2 separate regions of the Homo sapiens genome follow, and region 1 is linked to region 2. Evidence: chromatin loops called from intact Hi-C (ENCODE). Cell type or tissue: heart right ventricle. All regions are shown on one strand. Links, peaks and the distances in the headings refer to the core of each region. The heading gives the core; the rest is flanking DNA.

What was found. Peaks named below come from ENCODE experiments on the same cell type or tissue, not always from the same donor. Only the 100,000 strongest peaks of a DNase experiment are listed, where the experiment ranks them.
Region 1: a loop joins it to region 2, with 3 times the contacts of the local background. A loop is called at or near these places in 16 of 110 quality-filtered maps.

The regions. Positions count from the first base shown.
Region 1 is chr12:42,125,137-42,132,831 of GRCh38, forward strand. It overlaps GXYLT1 (glucoside xylosyltransferase 1), which reads right to left. Exons shown (of 8, transcript NM_173601.2): 2 at 4,623-4,715. Among named protein-coding and RNA genes, the nearest start is that of GXYLT1, 16 kb to the right of the region's middle. In heart right ventricle, for the core only: CTCF peaks have their summits at 4,665 (motif pointing right) and 4,869; a DNase peak (open chromatin) is centred at 5,731.
Region 2 is chr12:42,470,672-42,478,366 of GRCh38, forward strand. It overlaps PRICKLE1 (prickle planar cell polarity protein 1), which reads right to left. Exons shown (of 8, transcript NM_153026.3): 2 at 1,714-1,893. The coding sequence starts at 1,845. Among named protein-coding and RNA genes, the nearest start is that of PRICKLE1, 120 kb to the right of the region's middle. RefSeq lists an enhancer at 4,670-4,739. In heart right ventricle, for the core only: no CTCF peak of the experiment used is centred there; no DNase peak of the experiment used is centred there; H3K27ac peaks cover 2,538 bases.

The DNA of each region.
Region 1 (7,695 bases), core at 1,705-6,704, 350 kb before region 2:
ATGATGAGTACAACGGTTAAGGGAGAAGGAAGGAAGCAAGCAGCCAGGAGCAACAGTGTGAAAGGAGACAAGAAGAGTTAATGTAGACTGACATGTGGAGAAAGTCCGTTGTAAACATGATACAAAACACAGATGAAGGAAAGTCTGAGGAGCTAGAGCATGAGTTCAGGTTTGAACATGAGTCTCTGAGGCATTTGAATCAGAAAGGTAAAAATGACCAATATGCAACTAGAAATACAGGTCTGGCTCTCAGAAAAGAACTCTGAATTGGAGCTATCAGTTAAACAAATTATCCTGTGACTATTCAGGGAATGGGGAGAGAAAAGAGCAGAGTCCTAAGAAATGCAGATCATTTAGAAAGCAGCGTTAGAGGAGTCCAGGAGGAGAGAGATCAAAGAGCTGAGTAACTGGTCTGGTCTCAAAAGCCAGAGGCTAACAGAGCTGACAGAAAAAGGAAGTAGTAAACAGTGTCAAATGGGTAAGAGAAATAAAATTAAGCCCCAGAACAATAATTCAGAGGTGGGGTGATGACAGTAAGAGTCAGGTGGCAGACAGCTGAGGTGTGAAGTTCTTTTTATTAAAAGAAGTAAAACCAAGGCTGAGCACAGTAGCTCATGCCTGTAATCCCAGCACTTTGGGAAGCCAAGGCAGCAGGATCACTTGAGCTCAGTTGTTCATGACCAGCCTGGGCAACATAGCGAGACAGCGAGACCTTGTCTTCACTAATATTAAAAAAAAAAATTATTTGGCTATGGTGGCATGCACCTGTAGTCCCAGCTACTTAGAGGACTCAGGCAGGAGGATCACTTGAGCCCAGGAGGTCCAGGCAGCAGTGAGCCCTGGTGGTGCTACTGCACGCCAGCCTGGGCGACAAAGTGAGACTATCTCAAAAAAACAAACAAACCAAACAAAACCCAGAAGCAAAACCAGTAGGAACTTTTTTTTTTTTTTTTTTGAGACAGAGTCTCACTCTGTCACTCAGGCTGGAGTGCAGCGGTGTGGTATTGGTTCACTGCAACCTCTCCCTCCCGGGTTCAAGCGATTCTCGTGCCTCAGTCTCCCAAGTAGCTTGAACTAAAGTTGCGCGCCACCATGCCTGGCTAATTTTTGTATTTTTAGTTGAGACGGGGTTTCACCATGTTGGCCAGGCTGGCTCTCGAACTCCTGACCTCAGGCGATCGGCACGCCTTGGCCTCCTAAAGTGCTGGGATTACAGGCGTGAGCCACACCCCTCCAGCCAGTAGGGAGGTACTCAAAAGAAGCTTGCTGATGAAGGGAAAGAGAGGATTGAAAACAAACTGTTGCAGGGATTTTTGATTTTGTTTTAAAGACATAAAGCCAGGCACAGTGGCTCATGTCTATAATTCCAGCACTTTGAGAGGCAATGGAATAGTGTGTTGCCATTGACATGAGAAATATGAAGACCATACTACACTGAAAAGTATTAAAATTTTAAGCTCAGGATTCAAGATTAGGCCGGGGGCGGTGGCTCATGCCTGTAATTCCAGTATTTTGGGAGGCCGAGGCGGCCAGATCACCTGAGCTCAGGAGTTTGAGAACAGCCTGAGCAACATGGTGAAACCCCCTCTCTACAAAAACAGCTGGGCGCAGTGGCAGATGCCTGTAGTCCCAGCTCAGGAGACTGAGGCAGGAGAATCGCTTGAGCCCAGGAGGCAGCGGTTGCAGTGAGCCAAGATCATGCCACTGCACTCCAGCCTGGGAGACAGTGAAACCCTGTCTCAAGAAAAAAAAAAAAAAAAAAATTCAAGATTAGTCTACACCAGAATCACAACTATGTAAAAGCATATGATGATATGAATGATGAAAACACTTGTAATAGGAGTTGAGGCCATTTTAGTTTTTATATTATGTTCACTGTATAATAAATTAATTGGGAGAATATGATCACCCAAATAATATTTGATCAAAGTTATACAAATAATTCAAGTTGGGAAAGTAAGGTACCCAACTAAGGGCCCCCTGGTGCCAGGCAGAATGTGACATCAAAAGTGGTAGTAAAGGGGAATTCCAAAGAAGCTTTACCAGTATTAAAGTAGATACTGAGATGGAGGGCAAGAATGATTTGGCAGTTGTATGGCATTTGGGCTTGTATGCATATTTGAAATAGGGTGATTAAATGTGAGGGAATCGTTAGTTCTAAATAAGAAACTAAGTTTGAGAAATTTTTACATAATTATATGACACAAAATGTTTGCTTTTTTTAAATGTAATAGCATGATATAATGGATGCAATATTACGGGTAGAAAGTATAACAGAGGAAAGGCATATAACTTCTGAAGTCTCAAATTTAGGTTACAGGCACAAGGCTTACAACATTATGTATCCATCCACATATGATTTATTCCACGGAATACTTGGGAGCATTAGGAAAATGAGTTAGAGGAGCCAAAACAAAAGGAATGGTAAGCAGAGAGTCCAGGATTCCGACTAGGTAAATTTCCCTGGGACACTCCTGCAGTCAGTAAGGAGGAAAGATTATTATTACTCACGCTGTAATTTACAAAAGGGTCTGGGTTGTATAAATCAGAGTATGCTGAACTTTTCAAGTTTACCCAGCTTCAAGCTAGTGGAATTATGTGGCAAGGCAAAGTGGTTCTTGTCAATACTATATTCATTTGCAAATATTCGTAAGAATGAAAACATACAAAACTTCAATTATCCAAAAGTATAACCAAACTGAAAGGTTAGATTATCTTTAAAAGTTAATTTTTAAAAGCTGGAATATTACTTGGCTCATATTAAAATTTCAATCACCCAATCTCTTCCACAGCAACAGGATATAACTAAACTATCTGATTTGAACCTATTCCCCACCAGTTCTTCATGGGATGCATACTGTATTGAGAATGCAAGAATTTACAAATATGTACAATTAATAGATACTTACAATGCAGTTCTTACAGAGAGGAGAATGGTGGTTACCAGGCACTGGAGGTGAAGGGGTGGGAGAGAGTATGTGATGGAAAGATGTTGACCAAAGAATACAATACAAACTTCCAGTCAGAAGGAATAAGTTCTCAAGATCTACTGCACAGCAAGGTGTCTACAGATAATTATGTTTATTTCAAAACTGCGAAGAGAATAGGTTTTAAATGTGCCCATTACAAAAAAAAGATAAATATGTAAGATGATAAACATGTTAATGAGCTTGATATAATCAGTCCACAATATATACAGACACCAAAACATCGCTTTATGCCCCATAAATACATAGAATTATTGTCAATTAAAAATAAATTTTTTAATTAAAAGTTTTTAAAAATGAAGTTCTTCCTATCTCAAACACTTCACCTCCTGTCCTTGAAACTAGCTAATTTCCAGATCATCATCTGGTCACTCCCTCCAAGTCTTCCCTGATGCTTTAAGATGACTCATCATAGCAACAACTTGTCACACTCTATTGTAATTTCAGGTTTACTAGTGTGAAACTCCCATCAGAACGTAAGCTCCAAAAGGATGGAGCCACAATTAACCTGACCCAAGAGTCCAGTGCTTACCACCTAGCACAGCGTGTGGCAAATATAATGAGTAGAATTAATATTTATTTTATTTGTTTTTTTGAGACAGGGTCTTGCTCTGGGCTGAAGAGCAGTGGCGTCATCACAGCTCACTGCAACCTCAACCTCCACGGCTCAAGCAATCCTCCCACCCAAGCCAGCGCATGCCACCATGCCTGGGTAATTTAAAAAAAAAATTTGTAGAGACAGGGTCTTGCTTTTGTTGCCCAGGCTGGTCTTGAACTCCCGGGCTCAAGCAATACTCCCGCCTCAGCCTCCCAAAATGCTGAGATTACAGGCGTGAGCCACCATACCCAACCTAGACTATTTAAATGAATCATAAAGACGCAGTAAATAGATACTCTTCTAAGGAATTTTACTCTTGGGAAGAGCATTTCAAACCTTTGCCCCACTCTCCTCTGCCACTGTATCAGGGAGATAGTCTGAGAGTCACTGCCTTATCGTATTCTTATCAATACCTGTTTCTTTCATTCTAGATTAGAGCAGGAAGGGACCTAAGAGGTCAGAGTACCCAATACCTTCATTATCCAGAGAAGTGAATAAAGCCGAACTAGTCAGTAACTTAAAAGGTCAATAAACATTAAAGGAAGAAGTAGCCAGGAGCTGCTCCTCCATCTGCTCCTCCATTAAATACTTATCTTTATCCTCCTATTCCCAGTATTCAATCTCTCTACTAATAACGAATATAATCCTTCTCCAGTTGTCCCCATCCACTATAGTACACAAGCTTTTAGATAAATGCCATATTTTATATATATAGATATATCTGTAAACGTCAGTAGAAGCCTATTTTTATCCTAGTTTATCACTTTATCAACTGTTACCAAAAGTTAGATCATAAATTCTCTTAAGAACAGTGGTTTGTCTTAATAACATCTAAGAAAATTTAAAGCATTTATACACAGTATGTACTAAAAAATAGCAATAACAACTACAAAATGGGAAAAATAGAAAACCCAATAAGAAAATAAATTATTTGTATAATATCATAAGAAACATTCTTACATCCTATTACAAAGGTTTTATTATCAACTATCTAACCTTATCTACACTGATCTACCAATTAAATATTAAGTGCCTACCTAAAAGCCGCTTCCCAAAAGCAGTTCATTCCACAAACATCAGAGGGCAGCATCCAATAGGGATTCCAGTAACACAGAGAGAAATCTTTACACCTAACAGAGTAAGACAGAAATAAGAGTCCTGTGTGAGTATTTTGGTTTGGAACTAACAAGGAATTTACTCAGTAACACGATAACTTACTGTTCTATTTTAAAGCAAATAAAATTATAAATCCAAATTGCTATGATAAAGATTTTGGAAAACTGATTTCTCCCTTACTTAGGGCACCATTATTTTAAATAGAACTTTAAAACCCTGAAGGTAGACTATACTATAGATTGGGAAACAGTGTTTCCGTCGGAGAGTCTCCTGATAAAATCCCCTCCTCAGATAACACAGACAAATATGTCTTCTAAAATTTTCTTCACAGGCTACACATATACCCCTAGAACAAAATCCCTTTGGGACAAACAAAATATTTGCTTATCCTCAAACATAATAAAAATGCCACCAATACTGGCAGAAAGGGAAAAGAAGATCTTTAAATGCTTTTAAATTAATCCTCAATCCAAACTACTTGTATGGTGTTTTAAACTGAAAAATAAAACATAACAGCCAAGATGTATATGAAAATGGTCAATATCACTAATCATCAGGGAAACGCACATTAAAACCACAATGAGAGAACATCTCACCCAGTTAAAATGGTTATTATCAAAAAGGCAAAAAACAAATCCTGGCAAAGGTATGAAGAGAAAAGGAAACACTCATACACTGCTGGTAGGAACATACATTACTACAGTCACTATAAAAAAAAACAGTATATAGAGATTCCTCAAAAAACTGAAAATAGAACTACCATATGATCCAGCAACCCCACTGCTGTGTGTATATATACATACATATACACACATGCATACACACATACACAGACAGGCACAGTGGCTCACATCTATAATCCCAGCACTTTGGGAGGCTGAGGTAGGTAGACTGCTTGAGGCTAGGAGTTCAAGATTAGCATGGTCAACATAACAAGACTCCGTCTCTAAAAATAAAAAATTAGCTGGACATGGTGGCATTTACCTTAAGTCCCAGCTACTCAGGAGGCTGTGGTGGGAGGATGGCATGAGCCCAGGAGTTTGATGTTGCAATAAGCTGTGACTGTGCTACTGCACCCCAGCCTGGCTGAACACAGCAAAAGAGACTCTGTCTCAAACAAAAACAAAAAAAATTTTTAACCACCCTCCCTGCCCCAAAAAAACCCGAAAATCATGCTGATATTCACAGCCTAGTATCATTATCTACATAATCTCAGTTCCATATTATACAAGCTAAAATGGAAGATCAAGTCTGGTCTTTCTTGTTAGGTTGCATGTTGGAGCCAAAACGGAAAAAAGAAAACACCTTACATTACAAAAAAATTGTTTTTCATCGTGATTTCTTTTCAAAATAATAGTCTAAAAGTCACTGGGTACTAAAGTATGTATGAAGTCAGGGTGAGTCACTAAACCAGGTCACTTCATTATCTCATCACTATGCAGCTTTGTTTTCTCTCATTATGAATTCAATTATGAGTTACTGTGCTTATATCAAATGGTCTATGAAATTTCTGATTTGCAAAAATCTGATCACATCTCTCACAAATGGCAACAGTCTAAGGCAGGGGTTCTTAGCCCTGGTAGAGGGTGCCACACAAGACCTATTAAATCAGAATCTCTAGAAACGGTCTGGCACTGGTGGTTTTTAAAATGCTGCCTAAGTAATTGTGTATACTACTGCATAAAGAACAAGGTTGGAATTTCTTAACCAACAGAAAAAAGTTACATTATAACTTTGTTTTCCTCTAAAGGGACACCACATTCTAGCATAGCACAAAAGGCTACATATCTTCATTTAAAAGGCTGAACCAGAAAGAGAAGAAAATGTGTATGTATCGGTAAAACTTATGACTTGATTAGAAAATCTGTGTTTGTACCCTCTCAGGCATGGCTATGTATTTTCTTAAGTCTTTGATTTCATACCACACAGTCAGACTCATTGATGGTAATAACAACTAACAGAGTTATTTTCAGATTCAAGCACTTTCACACCCATTTAGACTCACTAGAAACGTTTTAAGGTAGGTATGATCTCCGTCTTTCAGATACAGATGATAGCACAGCTTTATTTCAACAAATGCACAATTTATTTACAATCAACACCTAATGTGTACCTTTGTTCTACGAAGACGATAACTAATCAGGTTATTCCATATCCCCTGTCAAACTCTACAACAGTGAAACATGGAAATAGAAATCTCAAAAACAAATTCAATTTTTCTATAAAATTAATTAAAATTATATATATTTAACAATACCATTTGCAGCCTCAACTTGTACTTTAAGTTACAAAACAAATCAGTTATGTGTTGTTTTCCAAACCTGCCTGGTCCTCAGGTCACTTGTTAAAAATACAGATATAGGATCCTATCCCATACCCAGTTAATCAAGACTCCCCAGAGAAGTGGCCTAAAAAGCTGAATTTTTCACCAATATCCGCAGATAAGTCTTAAAATCAGACCTGAATGAGAAACATTGTGTATCAAGGAATAACTAGAGTCAGCTTGAAATTTTTTTATCGCAGTACTGATCATTTCTCTTATGATAATCCTGTTTACTCCAACTTAAAAATGATTAAATTTTGAAAATTTGTGTTTCTACGAATACTTCAATCAATACATTTTATTAAGTACCGTTTAGAAAATTTTTTAAAGCCTAAGAAACAAATTACCCACCACTATTAACATTTTCGTATCTTTACTACCCCATATTTCAAAAATATCTTCCTACAAATATTTGACTAGAAAAGTTAACGTGTATGTTGCCAACATGCAGAAGTTGCTGAAACTACTTGATCTTCGTTAGTCTCAAGAAAACGCCCACGTGAGCTAGAGAGCACACCTCAAACTCCCTGTTCTCAGGAAATATCCACCAGGGAGCTTCTAACTCAAAAGACCCTCTTGCAGTATTACAATTAAACTGTATTTGGGGGCAATGTTTTTGTTTTGTTTTTTTTTTTAAGTTGATGCAAGATGACGAAGCCACAGACATGAGA
Region 2 (7,695 bases), core at 1,230-6,229:
GAGGCTGGTGGATCACCTGAGGTCAGGAGTTCGAGACCAGCCTGACCAACACGGTGAAACCCTGTCTCTACTAAAACTACAAAAATTAGCTGGGCGTGGTGATGCACGCCTGTAATCCTAGCTACTCGGGAGGCTGAGGCAGGAGAATCGCTTGAACCTGGGAGGCAGAGGTTGCAGTCACCCAAGATCGCGCCACTGCACTCCAGCCTGAGTGACAGAGCAAGAATCCGTCTCAAAAAAAAAAAAAAGACTACTCCTCCTCAGCCAGTCTTCCAAGGGGTCAGACAAGAGATCAGCAAGAGAGAGAGTCCTGGGTGAATCCTGCAAATTACTACACAGACTGTGTGAAATGGTCCAAAATCCAGCCACTACACGAACACATTTAATTTGCTCTCTGAATTTTACACAACACAAAGACAAAGGCTGTTTTGCTAAATGTTGTAAACTCTTCTTTATCAGGTTCTCTCAAACATCAGCTTTCTTTGCTTCCATGAGTGCTATTTTCTGAATACCTGAAGTCAGCCTCCCCAGGCAAACTGGAGAGAAGCCACATTGAGCTGTACTTTGCTCACTCTGAAAGGAAAACTTAATTTCTGCTTGTTTGTTTTTCTGATGTCTTTAAAGGAACATCCCTTAATGAGTACTGCAAAGGATACTGCAGAGCTGAGAAGGAATAAAAGAAAAAAAAGACAGGAGACAGGAATTTAGGGCCTGTCTACTTCAATACCTTAGTACCACACAAAACCTACCCACTCTAAGTTGTAAGAAGGGATTCTCTCTAAGTAGTTTGTCAAAATATTGCTTTTCTAACTGCTTCACCAGCACTCCACCCTCTCCCCATTCTATCAGCTCTAGAAGCTTTTTACAGTTATAAACACTTACTGAATATCAGCTACATGCGTGCCAGGTACTGTGCTATGCCATGGATAAATAAGGATACCCTATTCTCATAAAACGTCCCACCCTACAGGAAACAGAACCCTAACATCAGAAGCAAAGCAACCACATACCCCACTGTCAACTTTATTTTCAAATGATGCCTCTGCTCTTTTAATAATATCGCCAGTGATTTTCAACAAGTTAATCATTGTAAAGATATTGGGAAAATTAAATAGGCATATGGAATGTTCTCATCTTCCCTAAAATAACAATACAAACAAAGCATAAAATTAACTCTTTAATTTTTTTTCCAATCCCTGTGGTGTAAGTGACAGGCTCTTTTATATGCAAAGTTATCAAAGGTCAAACGTCTAAGCAGTAACACTTCAGAGGGTTTCTGATAGCTCACTATCTCGCTTCCAAAGCAAAAGCATTGCTGAGAACTGGCATGGAAACTTTTCTCTTTTCTTTTATTGCCTTTTTGTTGTCACAGAAGTTTTTTAAAAGGGAAATTCCTCTCACTCTCAAGAGGGATTCATCCGAAATACACATAACCAATGCATATGTAGTACTCTGGATTTCATTCATTAGAGCAAAAATGGGATCCTTATGAGGCTTCTGGAACCATGGGTACGACGAGATTGGAAACTTCCATTGAGAAACTAAATATGACCTTCAAAAGTAAAACTTCAAAGCCATACAAAGAAGAATAAGGACTGAGGAGGGTGGTATTCCAGCATCTCAGTGATGTTCTATCCATTTACAAAATAATGTTCTAAAGTCTGAACTCACACTGAAAAACAAAGAGTAAATATAGGATGATGAAGTTCCTACCTGCTCTGGTCTCAGGCCCGGGGGGACCCAGGCGTACTCCTCCAATGCACAGCCAGAGTCATCATCTGATGTGGAACTTCTCTGACAGCCAAAGGCCAGTTTGCTCATCTTGGGCTCCATCTCCAAAGGCATAAAGTTTAAAGCCTGGTTTCTCAGTCACAGGACATCAAACAATGGCTGCTGTGAACAATATAAGAAAAAACAAAGACATCTAAAACCTGAATGCATTTCTCTTACCCCCGACCCAGAGCTTTTATTGAATGCTGTTAACAGACAGCTGGGCCCAGAGAAAGTAACCAAATTACTACTGTCACCACCCCCAGGCCCCAGGCCCCCTGAAATTTAAAATTTAGAGCTATATAATTTGGTAGTAGTCTCTTTGCCAGCTCAGAATTTCAGAACATGCCACCAAAGCTAGTTTATTTCCAGGAGCCTTTAAAAGGTGCCTCTCTACAGTCGATTCCTTAGAAAAGTTCTCAAGAAAGTTGATGTGTTGACTTTCTAACTTGCCCACAAATCCTTGTGACATACTGTAAGTTGTAGAAAGAAGTGTCGGGGTCAGGCTACCTGCCTTGCCCACTACTATGCCCCAGGAAAAATGGCTCAAGACCCCACTCGGCACCCCTGTATTTCCTAAGCAATTTTTCCAACTGAGGCAGTGCTGCCTCCTGAGAGTGGGTCCACTCAGCCAAACTGCTTAGGTTTCAGATTTCTAATTATGTTTTGTAAGACACTAAACTGAGTTTACACACAAAATAGAAATAGCACAATTAAATCCTTATACTGCACATTAAATCCTCAAGCCTTTACTAAGGGCTAAAGTCAGTCAGACATTCATCAGTGAGTTCCTTCAACAAACAGTCACTGAATACAGTACTATGTGAAAATAAAATCCAGCTTGGTGACTGTTAATGTTTAATTGCATCATAAGCAGGCATTCGCTGAAAAGTTATGCAGTCAGTGCCTAGTATGTGTGAAATGTCATCAGCCTGCTATGGGCAGAGTAAGATGTAAATCCTCCTCTGAATAAAAAGCCTCCTTGGATGAAGGGCTATAAAAGTGTCAAGACAACATTCCCTGCCCTAGAACCCAGGAACTTTGCTATCACCATTTATGTTCTTTGTATCTTCTGATTATTAAAATCATCCCTCATCCCAGGGCACAAAGAAAAAAATAATAATAGCAGAACTTTCAGAACCAGATGGAGAGATGGAGCTTTTTTATACCTGGGCCTTTCACCCACAAAAAAATGATGTAAAGAAAGAAAATTATAGATAATTATCCCGACCCAATGATTTTAGAGAAAACAAGATTCAGGAAAGTCAAGAGACTTGTCCAAGGTCATATGGCTAAAAGCCAGAGTCTAGTCACACATACACACTGACATGTCAGACTTCCAAAAATTCTTCTGCCTCAATAAACATTCTTCCATCTCAGGAAGGATGTCAAAAAAAAAAAAAAAGTTCTCATTTGCTTAAACAAGTGTAAAAGGCAGTGAAAAGCCATACACTTTCAGCCTGAGACTAAGTCATTTTTCAGTGACTATCTCAATTCAACTCTAAATACTGAGTGTTGGAAAATACTACCTATTAAAACCTTTGATTATTGGCCGGGCGTGGTAGCTCACACCTGTAATCCCAGCACTTTGGGAGGCTGAGGCAGATGGATCACAAGGTCAGGAGTTTGAGCTCAGCCTGGCCAACATGGTGAAACCCCGTCTCTACTAAAAACACAAAAATTAGCCAGGCGTGGTGGTGGGTGCCTGTAATCCCAGCTACTCGGGAGGCTGAGGCAGGAGAATCGCTTGAAACCGGGAGGCGGAGGTTGCAGTGAGCTGAGATTGCACCCCTGGACTCCAGCCTGGGCGACAGAGCGAGACTCCGTCTCGAAAAAAATAAAATAAAATAAAACTTGATTAAAATTTATGGTTTTTCTTTTATAAATGATAGGACATTGAGAAAATTAACATTGTAACAGTTCATAAATGAAGGGCAAGCACCTCATAGCTACAATCTTTATTAGCAGTAGGAGCAATGCCACACATATATTATTCCAACTAATAAATTTAACTTTCATTCACCCTGAACAAGAAGTGAAGATGACCTCATTTCCTACACTACCATTGGGAGGTTATGACCTTTTAAACAAGGCATCATTTCACACAGGTGCGACTCATTCATGTCTTGACTAAGGAAAGGCTTTCTAAACATAGGCGTATTCCTCTGACTCCTCAATAAAAAAGGATGTGTTAATGAGTCAGAAAATGTCTTGGATATTTTGAAAAAACCACTCCCACATGTCAAAGGAAGAGAACCAGAGGTTAAGAATTTAATTAGTAACTCTAAAACTCCTACCAGGAGAATGAGTGCCTTCAATGAAATTTAACCCAAATCATGAAATATGAACATCTGCCCCCTGCTAAATCAGGCTAAGCAGGGAGACACTAAGGTATTTGCTCTGCAGATTTACAAAGAACATAAATATTAAATAGAACCTAAAAATTAAATGTCACTGGATTATAAAACAAGAGAAAACATCACAAATTAAGACAAGCCATGGATTTTCCAAGCCAGCACAAAGATACAGATTGCCGAAGATGTGAATTACTTTTACAGCTGTACTCCCTGATTAGCCTTTTTGTGAAAAATGTGCAGTAAATTACTATCCTAATCAAGGTAAATCAACGTTAGCACTACATGCCACCATCCCACCATCCCCTCCTCCCAATCACCTGGAAGTTCTGGCCACATCTCAATCTTACAATTCCCACAAGTTCATTCCAGCCTTTCAACAAATTACACTGAGGATTGACTGTCATTCATGCACAAAGTAAAGAGTCCAACTGAAGGACATGAGTGACAATACCCTTTTCATTACAGGCATGGCTTTCTGTTTCATTTTTTAGCAGATGGCTAACTTACTTCTCCATGCCTGGCTGGTACCATTAGTGTTACGGCATTTAATCACTGCATCAAGCAACCCACGGTAAGTGGTGTCTCATTTAACAGATGGGGAAACTGGGCCTCAGAGCAATGTCCCTCAGGGTCAATTGCCCAAGGTCAGTAAGTGGTCTTAGGACCGGTCTTGGCTGTGATCCTAAACCCCTGCAACCCCACACTGCCTCCAGGGGGGGAGTGCTGATGGAGCCAATTCCTTTTTCTTTGGTGAATCAGCCAAGCTACCTGCGCTGCAGACACACAAAATGACACAACTGGAAGGTAGTCCACTTTACCCACGGAAGGCATTTTAAGGATATACAGTCAAAAAGGATTGTAAAAATTCAATGGCCTCATGAGCACTTGGTTCAGAGTTTATTCACTGACGAAAGTTTTTCTTTTTCCTTTATATCAGAGAATACTTAAAATGACAAAACCATTCACTCGCAAGTTCTCAGAGCTCATCAAAACACAAACATTAAAAAAATGTTGGCTGGGTGCAGTCGCTCACACCTGTAATCCCAGCATTTGGGAGGCTGGGGGGGGGCGGGGGCAGACCACCTGAGGTCAGGAGTTCAAGACCAGCATGGCCAACCTAGTGAAACCCCAAATCTACTAAAAATATAAAAGTCAGCTGGGCGTGGTGGTATGTCCCTGTAATATCAGCTACTCAGGAGGCTGAGGGAGGAGAATTGCTTGAACCGGAAGTTGCAGTGAGCCAAGATCGCACCATTGCACTCCAGCCTGGGTGACAAGAGCAAAACTCCGTCTCAAAAAAAAAAAAAAAAAAAGTTATATGGCATGGCCTCCACTGGGACCAGGCTGTGCTAAGAGTTGCTACATCATCACTAGCAACTTCTTTTTTCTTTTTTCTTTTTTTTTTTTGAGTTTTGCTCTTGTTACCCAGGCTGGAATGCAATGGCGCCATCTTGGCTCACCGCAACCTCTGCCTCCCAGGTTCAAGAGATTCTCCTGCCTCAGTCTCCCAAGTAGCTGGGATTACAGGCATGTGCCACCACACCCAGCTAATTTCATATTTTTAGTAGAGACGGGGTTTCTCCATGTTGGTCAGGCTGGTCTTGAACTCCTGACCTTAGGTGATCTGCCCACTTCGGCCTCTCAAAGTGCTGGGATTACAGGCGTGAGCCACTGCACCTGGCTAATTTTGTATTTTTAGTAGAGACGGGGTTTCTCCATGTTGGTCAGACTGGTCTCAAACTCCTGACCTCAGGGGATCTGCCCGCTTTGGCCTCCCAAAGTGCTGGGATTACAGGCGTGAGCCACGGCACCTGGCTTCTAGCAACTTATTTACCTGATAACACGAAAACTTCAATTTAGATTTTTCTTTTTCCTATTTATCTGTCACCCAGGCTGGAGTGCAGTGGCACAATCATGGCTTATTGCAGCCTGTCTACCTCCCAGGTCCAAACAATCCTCCTACCTCAGCTTCCCAAGTAGGTGGGACCACGGGCATGTGCCACCACACCAAAGTTTTTTGTTTTTGTTTTTTGTAGAGATGGGGTCTCCCTATGTTGCCCAGGCTGGTCTCAAACTCCTGGACTCAAAATATCCTCCTGCCTCGGCCTCCCAAAGTGCTGGGATTACAGGCGTGAGCCATGGCACCTGACTTCTTTCTTATTTTTAAAGATTGCTTGTACTTGCCAAGAGATCCTGAGAGTCTATTCTTAAGTATATCAGTCGGGTAAAGCAGTGGCAGCTAAACACAGTTCTTACGCTTGTAAAAAGTTACACTAAAAATTATAAAGACGTGGCCAGGCGCAGTAGCTCACGCATGTAATCCCAGCACTTTGGGAGGCCAAGGCGGGTGGATCACCTGAGGTTGGGAGTTTGAGACCAACCTGACCAACATGGAGAAACCCCGTCTCTACTAAAAATACAAAATTATCCAGGTGTGGTGGTGCACACCTGTAATCCCAGCTACTCGAGAGGCTGAGGCAGGAGAATCACTTGAAGCCAGGAGGCAGAGGTTGCGGTGAGCCGAGATCACACCATTGCACTCTAGCCTGGGCAACAAGAGCAAAACTCTGTCTCAAAACAAAACAAAACAAAATATATATATATACACATATTATATATATGTATATACATATGTATATATGTGTATATATGTATATACGTATATATGTGTGTGTGTGTGTGTGTATATATATATATATATATATATATATATATATATATATATATATATATATGACCTCACAAATAACCCTTCCTTAGGCATTTAAAACACTATATGGTATTTACTTTTGTAGCACAGAAGGAAGAAGGGAGCCTGGCCATTCCTTCTGCTCTGGGTCATGGCTGAAGGTCTTCCTGAGGATACCTAACCATGGTTGAATGTGGTCTGCCAAAACATCATGCTTTAAGCCAAGCATATGAGACCACAGGTAAATCAGACCTAATAGAAAAATTCTAATAACTTTATTTTCAGGTATTGTCTCTTAAGGTTGATCACATGAAACGGGCAGAATCAGGTTTAAAAGTAGGCTGCATTATAATGGAAATAGAACTATTCAAAGTTGGGGTTATGACAGAGTAAAACTTTTTTTATGATGCTTCTTTTTTCTTTTGTAGAACCATGCTTAGATGAACTAACAGTGGCCCTGCCCTATACTTTTTTTTTTTTTTTTTTGGTACAATTTTATTTGGACGTTACTTTAAACTTCCAAAAAGTTGCAATAGTAAAAGAACTCTGATGCATCCCTTACCCAGACTCATCAATGGTTTACATTTTGCTCCATTTGCTTTTGCATCATCATCCTCCCTCCCTCTCCCTCTTTCTCTCTCATATGTATACACACTTCTGTGGGATCCATTTGAGAGTGTATTTTTTTACATTCTTTTACCTAACCACAGCTCAAAACATCAGTATTCTTGACTATTCTAAGGCAGATTTATTGTCTTGGTCTTAAAATGCTGTAGCAAACTTAATCATAAATGAATGTCAACTATGCATTAACCAATCCTGTGCTAAGTTTGGAAATAAATCAATAGGCATCCTATTTCTCCAGTGTCTCTCTATAAT